Regions from separate parts of the Mus musculus genome. Here region 1 is linked to region 2. The links are chromatin loops, found by intact Hi-C in ENCODE. Cell type or tissue: gastrocnemius. All regions are shown on one strand.

Region 1 (5,000 bases), 180 kb before region 2:
GGCTCAAAGCAATCAACAGAGAAGGCAGCAGGTCTCTACAGTTAACCTACACTGGTGCTCAGACCAAGTTAACCTGGAGTTTGGATGATTTTGATGACAACACCTCTAAGCAGGTAACAATTTTCTTTTTTTTTTTTTTTCCATTTTTTATTAGGTATTTAGCTCATTTACATTTCCAATGCTATACCAAAAGTCCCCCTTACCCACCCACCCCCACTCCCCTACCCACCCACTCCCCACCTTTGGCCCTGGCGTTCCCCTGTACCGGGGCACACAAAGTCTGCGTGTCCAATGGGCCTCTCTTTCCAGTGATGGCCGACTAGGCCATCTTTTGATACATATGCAGCTAGAGTCAAGAGCTCAGGGGTACTGGTTAGTTCATAATGTTGTTCCACCTATAGGGTTGAAGATCCCTTTAGCTCCTTGGGTACTTTCTCTAGCTCCTCCATTGGGAGCCCTGTGATCCATCCATTAGCTGACTGTGAGCATCCACTTCTGTGTTTGCTAGGCCCCGGCATAGTCTCACAAGAGACAGCTACATCTGGGTCCTTTCAGTAAAATCTTGCTAGTGTATGCAATGGTGTCAGCATTTGGAAGCTGATTATGGGGTGGATCCCTGGATATGGCAGTCTCTACATGGTCCATCCTTTCATCTCAGCTCCATACTTTGTTTCTGTAACTCCTTCCATGGGTGTTTTGTTCCCACTTCTAAGGAGGGGCATAGTGTCCACACTTCAGTCTTCATTTTTCTTGAGTTTCATGTGTTTAGGAAATTGTATCTTATATCGTGGGTATCCTAGGTTTTGGGCTAGTATCCACTTATCAGTGAGTATATATTGTGTGAGTTCCTTTGTGATTGTGTTACCTCACTCAGGATGATGCTCTCCAGGTCCATCCATTTGGCTAGGAATTTCATAAATTCATTCTTTTTAATAGCTGAGTAGTACTCCATTGTGTAGATGTACCACATTTTCTGTATCCATTCCTCATAATAGGAGTGGATGAGAATGAAGATTTTCAACTCAAAGGTCCAGCAAACATCTTCAACAAAATTATTGAAGAAAACTTCCCAAATCTAAAGAATGAGATGCATATGAACATACAAGAAGCCTACAGAACTCCAAATAGACTGGACCAGAAAAGAAATTCCTCCCGACACATAATAATCAGAACATCAAATGCACTAAATAAAGATAGAATACTAAAAGCAGTAAGGGAAAAAGGTCAAGTAACAATTTTCTAAGTCATGAGCTTGTGAGGCCGAAAAGAGATGCATTCACAGTTGGGGGTTGTCTTTTCTTAGTGTCTTAGTTAGGGTTGATATACAAACCATCACACTTAGGGTCAAAGGTGAAAACACTGGGAGCTCTAGACCCCACAGCAGCCATCAACTGTGGTGAGAATGGGACACACGAAGATACATGGGACCCTTTGAAAGAACAAGTGCAGCCTGATGCTACACCATTTCTACTCCACAGGCATTTAACATGACGTGAAGTGTGTTCTTGGGTTTTTAAAGTGGTGTTTTTTTCACTACAGGCTTCGACGTCAGATCACAGCAAAGAATTGGCCAAAGCATGTACGGCTGAGAAAAATTTCCTTTCTCTGTCAGAACTTTATATTTCCACACCGAGGAAGATTTTCAGAACTTGGAATGTTTCTTGGTTTTTAATCAGAGATAAGAATCTAAAGAGGAAGGTTGTAGTATTCTGAGCTGAGTAGATCAGAGAGAGAAACAATCCAACAAAGAAAAAGCCAAGTGCAAGTGTAAGTTAAAGGGAGGGGATGAAAACTCCCTTGCAAGGATAGATGTTTTAACACCTTGTTCCCAGGGGGTGGGGGGGGGGACTGGCCTGCTCACCACAGTGCAGACAGAGGCAGGAAACCTGCAGGAAAGTGAAACCCAAAGTTCCTCTGCTGTCCAGAAAGCTCCGATCCTGGCACACAACCCTTCTGCTACCCCTCCCCCACCCAGCTGGGTGGCTGGTTCTTGCAAGTCAATGTCTGACTTAAGAGAAAGTCATTCCAAAAAGCAACAGAACACAGGCCAAGTCAATGGCAGCCCATGCTTTGTCCCACAGCAGTTGGCCACTGTTCCTTTGTGACTTTATGCAGTTCTTTAATTAACATGAAGTGACGCCTCGGTCCATGCGAGGTTAAAAGAAAGAGCCTGGGTCTGTGAGTGACTGACTCAAGTGTGGTTTTTTATGTCCAGAAATAGTCTGAGTAGCCAGAATAACGGACACCAAAATTATAGTATTAAAGGTTTCCTGGTAAAGGATAGCAAGGGACAGGCAGGGGTACAGGAATGGACTGGTGTACAGGGGCAAACTCATGACCAGGGACAGACTGGTGCACAGGAAGAGACTGATTGGTATTCAGGGACAGACTTGTGTGTAAGCACAGACTGGTGTTCAGGGACAGACTCTTGTACAGGGACAGTCTTGTGTGCAAGGACAGATTTGTGTGAAGGGACAGACACATGTACAGGAACAGACCGGTCTTCAGAAGAGAAATGGAGCTGGCACATGCATTAGTTTTATTTGCCAGAGGGACCAGTCCGCCAGGGATTTATGTCCAAACCGCTGTAGAAGATGAAGGAGACTATCACACAGAGGGAAGTGTCAAGGGCTGGAAAGTCCCCTGGTACTCCAGGCTGAATTGGCCTTCTGATAGGGGCAGTGCTTCCCCCTTCCAAACTCACACCAGCATCTTATCCACTGAGGAACTCGCTCTTACATAACATGCAAAAGTGTTTTCCAAGAAACATTTTCAAATCAACAGAAATCTCTAAGCCAGAAACTGTCAGACAAATGTGGGTCTAATCCTGTAGGGTTAGGGGATATGAATCCGTTCAATTCCCTTAAACGAGTCAAACAAGCATGAATCTCCTGCGGAAACCAGAGCAAAACTAGCAATCCCAGTATGGTCTGTGTACTTCCAATCCATGACTGGATGGCTTCTGCGACATAGCACTGAAATAAATAAAAACATGTGCATAAAAAATGGCCAACGACTTTTATAGTACAGATAGTAGAGACAGTTGGGATTTTGACATTTGTATTCTAGAACACATCTGACAGCCAAAATAGCCATGAAAATGTAGATTGAATTTGTAGAAGAGAGTTCAAAGATGCCTTCCAGCAAGAGCAGAGTATAACTGTGCAGAAACAAGCAAAAATATCTTCCTCTGACTCAATTTCTTTGATTCATAACAGCATGAAAAATTAGATCCTTCCTATCGCAGATAGATGCTCAAGGGAAGCCTGATGCCCCTTAAGCAGCCATACCACGATGCATAGGGAAGGCTATGGCACTGAACCCACCCCTTCCTCTAGAACTCCACAGGGACTTGACCAAGCTCAAAAGATTGTATCAAGGGAACACAGAAGTGTCAGAGTCCAGAGCTTCAAGGTCGCCTGAAAGCATGGAAGTCAAATGCCCATCAGGGGAATTCCAGTGTTGATCATCTAGAGCCAAGCCACTGACTCACAGATGCCGATGTATTTGTTAAGAGATGGCAGGATGCTAACATCCTGACTAGATAGATGGTGGTGGCAGAGGTGCACTGGGAAGAGCTTGCATAAACCAGCTAGGATGTGAGAGGAGACTTAGTGGTCACAGGTGAGCAGAAAGCACCACTTGAGTGGGCGACAGTGTGCTACCTAGACCCAAGGACTCTAGAAGGTGAACATGTCTGAGCTGTCCCTGCTCCAGAGAGAATAGTGTTCACTGCAGGCAAGCTCAGGCACCTGGATAGGAGTATATCACAGAATACAGGACTAGTTCAGAGAACTCTTGAATAAGTCAAGGAAGCAGGCTTGCTGGGGATTGAGGCTGTCAGGACATGAAGTCAATTCTCCTCTCGGGTACCTTGACAAAGCTTAGGTTTAAGGAAGGCGAGGGCGATGCTAAGGCTGTGTTTAGCTAATCGCATGAGAGTAGTCAGCACGTTGGCTTACGTAGCTGGCTTGGCTATGACATTCATCAGGTTTGTATTGCGTCCATCTCTGACATCACAGATTGGTCTCTGCCACTCTCCAGAGTAGCCTTGAGTGTGGCAGTTGCCAGCGTTTATTTATGTGAGCTAGCTGTGCCTGCCCGGGAGTTTTTGGGTGCCCAGGATCATCAGCTCTTGGTGAGAATGTCGGAGACACATTGTCAGGGGGCAGGAGGCCCCATGAGCTGATCAATAGAGCCGACTTCCATCTAACTCTGTGTGATCAGGTGAAAGAGCTGGTGTGGTGACCCCTGCCTTGAAGATCTTGACTAGTGGACTCCTAGAGAGGGTTCTCACTGATTGAGAGTGTACATACCTGGTTTTACAGTAACTTCCAGAGTCATAAGTCAAAATTCACCACTATGTAAATATTACCATTGCTCGTTGTCACCTTTAAGATACACAAGAAAACTGTTTATCCCAGAGCCTCAGACTGTAATGACTGGGTAGTTCCATCTTGCTGTGAGTGGCATCACAGCTGTCATCAGATCCAGTATATCCCGGTGTTAGGGTTGGCAGCATAGCAGAGCTGAGCTTACAGCTCTGCCTGGTGGCTTGTGCCAGGACCCTCCCATTTTGTTCTGTCAAGCTGACCGACCCCTGCCTGCCTTCTCCTATGAGTTGACTCAAGCACAGTCACACTAACATATAAACACATGCTTCAAGCTGTCCTTTGAGAGTGTCTGTCTATTTGAAACATTCTGTGTGCACCGTCATACTCCATAGCTGCTAACAACTTCCTTCCTGGTGAGGATTGATAAACCACTGCTTCCTTGTTATATCTGTCCTTGTTTTGACTGTGCTCACAGATCTGCTTTTCGACACTTAAGAGAGTATTTCTGAAGTGGAACTTAAAGGGTTCTTTGGAAAGTCAGTTGTGTTTGATGGTGTTTTGCTTGGGCAAAAAGGTGAAGGAAGGTTTTTTTAAAGTGGACACAGGTGAAAGGCTAAGGCAGACTCATGAAGGAACTTAGTGCTGAAGCAGACACAGGAGAGAGGA
Region 2 (5,000 bases):
ATATTTTCCATTCAGTGTCTTTTAAAATATAAACTTTATACACATTTATGTAGAGCCTGTGTTGTTTTAATACACATAGTCTTTATGAATGTCCAAGTCCACCTACACAAACCTGTCTGTCTACATGTTTATCTTTCCCTTGTGGTAAAAATGCTCAGATTCTTTTTTGTAGATTCTTTTAAATACTCCATAGAGTATTATTAACCATAGTCATACTAGTGTGCATACCACGGTCACAGTAACACTAGTGTGCACACCACAGTCACACTAATGTGCACACTACAGCCACAGTAGTGTGCACACTATAGTCACACTATGTGCACACAATAGTCATTCCACTGTGCAGACCAGTCACACTACTGTGCATAACACAGTCACTCTACTGTGCACACCATAATCACACTACTGTGCATCCCATAGTCACACTAGTGTGCATTCAACAATCACTCCACTGTGCACACCACTATAAAGATCATAATCACTATACTGTGCACACCACAGTCACACTACTGTGCACACCATAGTCACACTATGTGCACACCAGTCACTCCACTGTGTGCACACCACAGTCACACACTGTGCTCACCATAGTCATACTATGTGCACACCACATGTGCTCAGTACCATGCAGCAGCCTTTGTCCATGCCTAGCTCTGCCCCATTCCAGCTTCTGATAACTGTCACTCTACCCTTATCCTTGTGCACGAGTGAGTGCCAAATTCCACACATGAAGTGATTGAGAAATATTTCCTATATAAGCTCATAACCCTGGCAGGAGAAACATGTTCTACTGTCCACAGTGTGAGTTTTCTGTTGTACAGTGTGTAGAATGGAAAGTTCAACAAAGTCCGTAATAGTGGGAAGCTGTTTGTATCATATTTAATTTATTTCCTAGAACAAGTGCATAAGTGCATGTGGTCAAGTCTGAGAGCTTCCAGGAACCCTAGACATTGCCTCTGTGTCTCTATAAGGAATAAAAATCTCCAAACAGATGCATAGTGGAGAAGAAACTCAGGGAGAGAAATAACAACCTATGAGCATCCCAAGTCAGAATGAGCCCTACACTGGCCAAGACAAGAGCCTTGACCTCCCAGAAGTGCGGCTTTTGATGTCTGTCCACATGCCTATGTTTGCACTCACTGTTCTCCTACAGGGCAAAGATGCTCCAATTTCAAGATATAAGGAGTCCAACTCAAAGCAAAAAGAGAACAACCACAAATATCCTGTTGCCTACAGGCCAGGCTCATGGCAACCTTTCTCGTAGGAAAGTGTCTTTAATATTTGCTCACTGGAGATGATGTATGCTTGGATGCATATTTTCCAAGATTATTGATAGAAACCAGAAGAATCAATCTCATGATTCATTGCAGAAATATTTTTGGTGTAAAAGAAAGTGTTAAGTGCTCGATGGTTGGATACAGAGAAGAAGGCATGGTGTGTGTGGTATTGCAAGAAGGGAGTGCTGTCCTGGGTGTCCTGGGTCCTGGAATGACAAGGAAGCGTGGATGGGAGGGACATGAGGCCCACGGGTTTGTTTATAGGTCAGACTGTGATAGGTGACCTTACTAGCCTTTAGAACATCGAAAGTTGAAATGTCAAGGGAAATGGGCTTTCAATTGGACATGGAGTTCGTAGGACTCACCACAGGTCTTACAGTCCTTAATGGAAGCACAAAAGAATTAATTATGGTATGCAATCTGACCGTGGGCTGCAAATATTAATTTGGGTCATTCCTAAGGATGTGACCTACTATGGAGGTGGCTACACAAGCCACTGTTAATTACCAAACAAAGTCGTAAACCAAGGCATTTATAAACCAAGGCATATGCCACATACAGGCAGGGACCACGGGTGGCAGAGCAGCTACAAAGAGGGGGAACTGCTGTAGGTTTCAGATGCTGTCTGACATATCCTTAGCTTGTTGCTGGTGGAAGTACATTCTCTTCAATGAATGAATATTTAATGTTTTAGTAGTCACAAAAGGTTTGGTCAGACATGGGAGTGAGCAATGAGTTTTTTTGTGTGACTGAAATAGCTGAAGATAATTTGGCCCTGGTCTACACAGTGTTAAATGTCAACACTCACAATGTTTAGTCTCTTGGCCTTATAGACTCTTCAGCAAAACAGAGTGGCTTTTATTTCTGGAAGCTTTAGCTAGACTCCTTTTGCACTGGGGGCTATGGTTGTGCAAGGTCTTGTCGTTGTAAGTGGTTTGATACAATAGAACTTCATGCAAAGATGGACAGTAGAAGATGTGGCGACATCTCGGTTTTACAGTGCCCGGGGAATATACCTTAAGGAACATTCATGGCGTATGTTGGGTAGCTTATTGTTCCTTTTCGTAGTCTTACAATTTTTACCATTTGCTTAATTGTAGTTAATAAAGCAGACGTTTTCATTAGATGTTCGCGTGCTTCCCTCTAGTGGTTGCATGTGTGAGCAACAGGACAAAGGAAGGCACTTGTATGACATGGCTACACTAATTACACACACATACAGGCATGCACGTGCATACACACATTCACGCATACACACACAGAGGAAAAGAAAAAAAATACCCGATTCACCTCACCCACTCAACAAAACATCTGACCATCCCTCCCTAACATTGTCAAGCTGCAAAAACTGGGGAAAAACAGAAGTATCGTTGCCATCTTCCTCCCCAATCATGCCTGCCCTGTACGCTCAAGTCCTGAATATTCTAAAGCAATTATATGACACTACGAGTAACACTGTATCTATATTAAAATTACATATAAAATTAAGATGTACCAAATGTAATGGGATTTCTATCATATCCCAAAAAACAGTCTAAAAACAAAAGAAGAAAAATCCAAAAGGTCTGCCTTCTCCTGCTCCTGTACATTCAATCCTATTCCACTCTTTAAATACTGAAAACGCTGTATCTTACTCCCTTCCTCTCTCCTCTCTCCGCCCATCTTCTCTTTTGATGGCTTTATTTGGACATGAGTACTGTGATGAGAGTATAAAGTGCCTTTAGTCTCATGTTTTGAACACTGGCCACAGCTTGCAATACTATTTTGAACTATATTATAGGGACTACAGGAAGTTCAACATGGCTGACTGGACTAGATCACTAGGGAAATGTTTACAGGCTACATGTCATGGCTGTGGCCAGGCTCTCTGCTCCCAGACCTGTGCTATGTGAGCACCAGTCGCCTTTCTCAGTCTCCTCCTGCAACACCGTTAGCAGGATGGGCTGAGCTTTCTCCTCAACCAGGAGTCAAGATGAAACCTCGGTCATACATCTTGCCACAATGATAACACAAGTAACTAATATAGACGATTAATATCAGAAAATTGAGGTTATTGATAAATGAAGCCGGACCAAGAGAGGTTTGAACCCTGGGAGATGATTTTTAGGAGGGATTTGAAAGAGATTGGAACTGAGGACTACAGATGTCCTAGATACACTAGTCTTCACTTAGTGGGGGGATGCTGCTGGGAGTCTGGAATCCCAGAATGCCTGAAGAATGGTGGGCCACAAAGACAGCACCCGTGAGGTTTCGGTGGGAACCGAACTCTATTGAAGACTGGACTCTAGACTGTGTATGTCACATTTGTGCAAAGAACCAAGCTACATTTTCCCCTGTGTCCTCAAAGTTGAGTGAGTGTGAACTCTATGGAATTGTTTTGTAGCGGAAGTTTTGACACAGCATAGCATGTGGGCTTCAGCATTGTCATTTCCCAGAGCTTTAAGCCAAACTGACACCAAGATTCAGGACTAAAGATCAGAAAAAGATTTGAGCGCACGCCTTTAATCCCAGCACTCGGGAAGCAGAGGCAGGCGGATTTCTGAGTTCGAGGCCAGCCTGGTCTACAAAGTGAGTTCCAGGACAACCAGGGCTACACAGAGAAACCCTGTCTCGAAAAACCAAGAGAAAAGAAAGAAAGAAAGAAAGAAAGAAAGAAAGAAAGAAAGAAAGAAAGGAAGGAAGGAAGGAAGGAAGGAAGGAAGGAAGGAAGGAAGGAAGGAAGGAAGAAAGAAAGAAAGAAAGAAAGAAAGAAAGAAAGAAAGAAAGAAAGAAAGAAAGAAAGAAAGAAAGAAAGAATTGAAAATGTACAGTGTGAAAGGAGAGTGTCATTGTGGACAAAGCAGATGCAGATAAAATGGCTTTAACTGGCAAAAAGATCAGCACCATTAAACAGAAGATACACAAGGTACTCAGAGACCGGTACAGCCATGGTCCAAGGGACCAGTCACATCTTGGGGTGGCTGCAGAGGCTGGCATTTTCTGTGTGCTGACACCATAGAAGTACTGGGTCAAGATAAAGGCCAGTGTGGATGGAGCACAAGTGGAGTCTGCATATCAGGGGTCCCTTGCAGCATATGCATGGGGCTTTGCATAAAATCTATGTTTGCAATATGGATAGGAGGATGTTGAGAACTGGAATACCTGCCATGGAAAGCTGCAGATACCATGTGGAGCTAGCCCAAGGCATGGTGTGCTGAACAAAGCAAGGCTCCTCAAGCCTGTGGTGGATCGCATTGTGGTAACTTGTGCCACAGAACCACGCCCAGGGCTACAAGATTTAACATTTGTCCTGTTTTGACTTTGTTTGGTCCAATATTTCCTTGCTTCCTCCAATCCCTCCCTTTGGGAATGCTGCTCAGTGCTACCGTATACTAGAAGATCATTTTATGAAGCCAAGTAGCTCAGGTATTGTCTTGAGACTCAGTAGAGACTTTGAACATTGGATATTTGGGTGAGCTGGAGTTTTTATTAATATAGTGGGAACTCTCAGATTTGGATTAGTGGAACTTCTCATTATTAGACAATCATGAGCCTTCAGGGGCAAGAGACAGAAGACTGTGATCTGAGTCTGAAATGTGCCCTACCAAACTCATATTTGGAATGCTAAATTCCCAGCTTCCAGTGCCATTTTTGAAAGCTGTGGAATCACTAAGTGGGGCCTGCAGGGTCAGCAGAAGTCAGCAGAGCCTTTGATGATTCCGGATGAGACCAGTTCTTTGCTCC

What was found. Peaks named below come from ENCODE experiments on the same cell type or tissue, not always from the same donor. Only the 100,000 strongest peaks of a DNase experiment are listed, where the experiment ranks them.
Region 1: it touches region 2 in a loop (4-fold over the local background); 9 of 42 quality-filtered maps call a loop at or near these places.

The regions. Positions count from the first base shown.
Region 1 is chr8:10,217,046-10,222,045 of GRCm38, reverse strand. The region is part of intron 1 of Myo16 (myosin XVI); the gene reads right to left. Among named protein-coding and RNA genes, the nearest start is that of Gm51560, 33 kb to the left of the region's middle. In gastrocnemius, no CTCF peak of the experiment used is centred here; DNase peaks (open chromatin) are centred at 1,975 and 4,567.
Region 2 is chr8:10,041,507-10,046,506 of GRCm38, reverse strand. No RefSeq gene overlaps it. Among named protein-coding and RNA genes, the nearest start is that of Tnfsf13b, 37 kb to the right of the region's middle. In gastrocnemius, a CTCF peak has its summit at 2,416 (motif pointing left); a DNase peak (open chromatin) is centred at 2,427.